Linked DNA regions of Homo sapiens: region 2 is linked to region 1. A link is an interaction called in ENCODE POLR2A ChIA-PET data of the cell type or tissue named here. Cell type or tissue: GM12878. All regions are shown on one strand.

The links. ChIA-PET counts read pairs that join two places held together with the same protein. Peaks named below come from ENCODE experiments on the same cell type or tissue, not always from the same donor. Only the 100,000 strongest peaks of a DNase experiment are listed, where the experiment ranks them.
Region 2: POLR2A ChIA-PET joins it to region 1 with 11 read pairs; 4 of 35 experiments call an interaction of 5 or more read pairs at or near these places.

The regions. Positions count from the first base shown.
Region 1 is chr5:119,073,648-119,076,147 of GRCh38, forward strand. All of the region lies in intron 1 of DMXL1 (Dmx like 1), which reads left to right. Among named protein-coding and RNA genes, the nearest start is that of DMXL1, 3.8 kb to the left of the region's middle. In GM12878, no CTCF peak of the experiment used is centred here; a DNase peak (open chromatin) is centred at 1,074; H3K4me3 peaks cover 2,500 bases; H3K27ac peaks cover 2,500 bases.
Region 2 is chr5:119,177,609-119,180,108 of GRCh38, forward strand. It overlaps DMXL1 (Dmx like 1), which reads left to right. Exons shown (of 44, transcript NM_001290321.3): 28 at 388-636. Among named protein-coding and RNA genes, the nearest start is that of MIR5706, 24 kb to the left of the region's middle. In GM12878, no CTCF peak of the experiment used is centred here; no DNase peak of the experiment used is centred here.

The DNA.
Region 1 (2,500 bases):
CTTCCAGGTCTCTGGAAGCATTCAGTAAATAAACTAAAAATAAATTTTTAAGTATAAAGAGAGTTCAGCTCTCTTTAGTTTTGATGGAATTTTAAGGATTTAACAGTCATGGTTTTCCTTTGCAGCCTGTTCATCCTTGACTCTTTAAGTTGCTTACGCTCATTATCCTGGACACTTATATACACCTTAAATTTTTCTCTCTTGAAATCGCCCTTTTTTCTTCTCTCATGTTAAAAGGCAGAATCTATTGTTTACTTCTTGAGTTGTTTTGTGTTGTTTTTTTTTTTTGAGACGGAGTTTCGCTGTCGTTGCCCAGGCTGGAGTGCAATGGCGCGATCTTAGCTCACTGCAACTTCCGCCTCCTGTGTTCAAGAGATTCTCCTGCCTCAGCCTCCTGAGAAGCTGGGATTACAGGCATGTGCCACCATGCCCTGCTAATTTTGTATTTTTTAGTAGAGGTGGGGTTTCACCATGTTGGTCAGGCTGGTCTGGAGCTCCTGACCTCAGGTGATCCACCAGTCTTGGCCTCCCAAAGTGCTGGGATTACAGGCGGGAGCCACTGCACCCAGCCTTGAGTGTTGTTTTTAACCTTTTTTGATTTTGACTTTTCTTTGATAGGAAAATAGTAAACATTAATGGTAGATGGTATGTGAAGACTAAAATATCCCTCAGTTGCATTTTACTTGAAGTGGAGCATGACATCTTCCTCTTGCAGTTCCCCTTGAAAAATTCTTTTATTCCTTTTGGTACTTTGTGTTTTCTTTTAGGACAGTCCTGCTTTTGTAATTCCTCCCTTTGCATGTTTGCAGATAACTTACGTGTTCTTGGTTTGAAAGATTACAAGATGTGAGATCTTGTTTTACTCATAAAGCCTGACAGGTTTTAAATGGAAATGAAACTGAATGCCACTTCTCCTATTTTCTAGATTTGAAAATATGAAATTACCAACGCAGATTAGTCTATTTAAGTATTAGATACTTTTTTACTACCTCATCAGGCATCAAGCTGTTTTGACTTTGCTCTTAGTAAGAAAACCTCTTGTGGGCAATGACCATCTCTCCTGTGCTTTCAGAGCACTTTCTTTGCATCTTTATTCTATCATTAACCAGTCTTGCCTTGTGGATTGTATGTGTATGACTTCCCACGCTTCATTGTGAGCACCTAGAACAGTGATTGAAAGAGTGTTTAAACCTAACAGTAAGGTCATTACTTGGAGTTGATTTCCAATGTGGTCCCTTTTAATTAGCTGTTTATCCATTAGCAAGTTATACTCTTGGAATTTCTTTTTTTCTCTTCTGTAAAATGGGACTAAAAGAGTATTATTCATAGAGTTGCTACATGAAAAAGTGCTAAGCTGTAAGTCCATGGTTTAGCACATGTAAAACTCTCAAAAATGTCAGTTTTCATAAAATTAAGGTTATATTTATTGTAATGCCTAACAATAGAAAGTACTTCATAAATCGTGGTTGAATTAATGAAAAATGGATAGAGAAACCTTATAGTAATATAAATATTAATTGCTACATTTAAAAATAGCTTTAATCATTTAGATTTGAGTCCAAATAAAATATTCCTGTTAGTTTCTTTTTTTTTCTTTTTTTTTTTTTTTGGAGACTGAGTATCACTCTATCACCCAGGCTAGAGTGCAGTGGTGTGATCTCAGCTCACTGCAACCTCCGCCTCCCGGGTTCAAGCTGTTCTCGTGCCTCTGCCTCCCAAGCAGCTGGGATTACAGGCGCACACCACCACGCCCAGCTAATTTTTGTGTTTTTAGTAGAGACGGGTTTCATCATGTTGGCCAGGCTGGTCTTGAACTCCTCACCTCAAATGATCCGCCCACCTCGGCCTCCCCACGTACTGGGATTACAGGCGTGAGCCACCGCGCCCTGCCTGTTAGTTTCTTTTTCAAAGTCAGTTGTTAGGCATTTTATCATCAACAAGTGAGCAACTAGGGGAGACTTTAGGTATGCTAAGCAAAAATTATTTATTTTTTCCTTATTTACTGGAATGCTTCCTTCATGCCTTTTTCCTTGTTAATTTCCTACTGATCTTAGTATGTGAGAAATCTGGTCTTTTTTAAAAAAAAAACAAAAAAAAATGGAGGCTGGGGTCTCCTTATGTTGCCCAGGCTGATGTCTAACTCCTGGGCTCAAGTGATCCTCCCGCCTTGGCCTCCCAGGCTGCTGGGATTACAGACGTGAGCTGCCATGTCCACCCTGCAATTTTTGCTTTTAGAATTAAATGTATTCTGTTTATAAAAGGCAACAAGTTAAAAAGAAGACTAGTTAATTAGAATCTACATTTATAGATTCTACTTTTATGCATACTATTGATATGATACTTTTTTTTTCTTTTTCTTTTGTGGTTTATCTATACTTAGGGTTGAAACTGTGATTTGAATGATATGGAAAGGGAGATAATTTCCAAGAGACAGAAAGATTGTACCAATATATAAGACTAACTGTCTCTGATTTGGAACTTAAACATCTTAGCTATGGGA
Region 2 (2,500 bases), 100 kb after region 1:
AGTATTCACCACTCATTCTGAATTACAGTTACTTAACATTAGTATTCCCTTGATCATTATACTAATATAACTCAAATGTTTTGTAATACCGTTTTTTAAATCATTTTGCTTTTGACATACTAGAAAAACCCGTCTATGAAAATTTATCTATGACATCTTAGTCATGAAAGATTTTAATGTTTAATATTAAAGATTTTTAATGTTTCTCTCAAGTAACTCATTTGTGCTTAACTATAATAACCGCTACTAGTCTGTGAATCTAGGGAAGAAAATACAGTATTAACTCCTGATGCAATACATTTTTTCCTGAAATTAGAAAAATATAGTTAATTTTTAAAATTTTAAAAATTTATAGTCAGTGACAGCTATGTTTGTTTGTCGTTCTAGGAATAACTTGTCTAATTCGACTTTTGAATTCTTCTGGCGAGGAAGCCCAGTCAGGGCTTACAGTCTTGCTCTGTGAGATTCTCACAGCAGTGTATCTTAGTCTCTTCATCCATGGCCTGGCCACACATTCAAGTAATGAGCTATTTCGGATTGTGGCCCATCCTCTAAATGAGAAAATGTGGTCTGCTGTGTTTGGTGGAGGTGCACATGTTCCTAGCAAAGAACAGACACATTCAAAAACTTTACCTGGTGAGTTTAAAAAATTTTTTTAGGACTGAAGCTTTATTTATCTGAGTGATATCATTCTCAAACGTAATTACATTTTAATTTAGTTATAGAAAGTTCTGGTTAGAGACCATTTGCGAAAAGCATAAACAAATAGTCATACAGTGAAAATGCAGTATTAAAGTTTCTGGTGCAGTTTTTAATCTTTAAGATATTCCTGTACCAATAATTAGAACGATCTTATGTAAATTTATTAAATATTTTACTACTGAAACTTTCATTTGTTTTGAAACACACTGTAATATTGGTTTTTGTTCTATCCCAAATACGGATTCTTTCTTCTTTCTTTGGCAGGAAGGCACTTTGCTATGCCTAGCCCCCACCAGGTAGTGGTATTCTCCATGGAATGTGTGGGCTTTTCCAAAGCTCTTTCAGCCATCAGTTCTCATAGCCCTCCCAGTCTTGCAGGCAAGATATGAGCTTTAGAAATAGGCTTTTATCATTCAGCTTGCTTTGTGTTGTTTTGAGGGGTTGGGGTACAGTGGGACAGTTTTATTTTGTTTGGCATTTATAGAAAATTGAGAAGTTTCCTTTGATCAAGCCATATTTTTGATTTAAAACAATGATTAGCAGTTTAGAAAACTATCTCTGCTATTTTATTCTGCTTTTAAATTCTTTGTTTTTTATATTTCTGTCCCTTAGACTTTAACATTTTAAAGTGTGTAAAAATAAAACACTGTCAGTGCTAATCATAGAAAATCAGACTATGGCTTGAAATGACTAGAAAAACATTTCAAATTAGGCTGCTTTATGATTTGCATATTATGATTCCGGCCATTGGAGTTTTTGGATTTCTAAGTGTTCATAATACCATGAAAAGTAAATATTTTAAACAATTGTATCCCCGTTTAAAAACTTTCTAATGTTAAAACTGTATTTTTTTCATGTATTAGCCCATGTGTGATAATCTTAGTTTTCCAATTATGGAGGGCATGAGGAGTAGCTTTATTTTTAATACATAGTACTTGAAAACTTATTTCATTCTATATTGGTGTTGAATAAATTGAAAATGTTAAATGTTTTTCCAAAAAAAAAAAAAAAAGCCCTATGCATACATTTGAGAGAAGCTCAGCAAGGTTATTTATCTCTTTATGAGCTTTCATTCACTTCTTCCCTGACGTTTACACTGAACATATGCTTGTACATATAGGTGTATGTGGGCTTGGATATATATGTTTTGGGAGGTCAAGCAGTTGGTGAGGGACATGAGAGAATAAGAAAAGCTTGAATTTGGCTTCATTATTTGGGAAAAAAATTATTGCCAAAATCTTTACCATGATTGATGAATATTCTTTGAATGAAGCTATATTAAAAAGAATTTAGAAAAGTTATTACCTTGTTAAAATATTTAAAAGTTATTAGTAGCAATGTTGGCATATATTATACTTTTCAAAAGCAGTTTCCACTAACCTGTGGCCCTGCATGACTATATAGCAAAAAATCATGATGGCCTAGCTTCTACTTCCTCTCCTTAATTGAAATTGTTTCTTCAGTTACCTAGCTAGGACTCTCATACTTTCTAGTCTGGGTCCTGCCTCTTTCTTCCATCAAGAAAAAACAGGCAGGAATTTCTTTATGTATAATACTTACCATGAGGCAAATTCAGTTTATAACTTTCAGCAGAGTTCAACTAGCTTTTTCTGTAAAAAGCCAAATATATATTTTAGGTTTTGGAGTCCATTTGGTATCTCACAACTATTTAGTTCTGCCCTTGTAGCACAAAGGCAGCCATAGACCATTTGTAAACAGATGAGTACAGCTGTGTTCTAAGAAAACATTATTTATTTGTTGGATTGCAATTTGCCAACCCCTGCTTTACAAGTAGAAG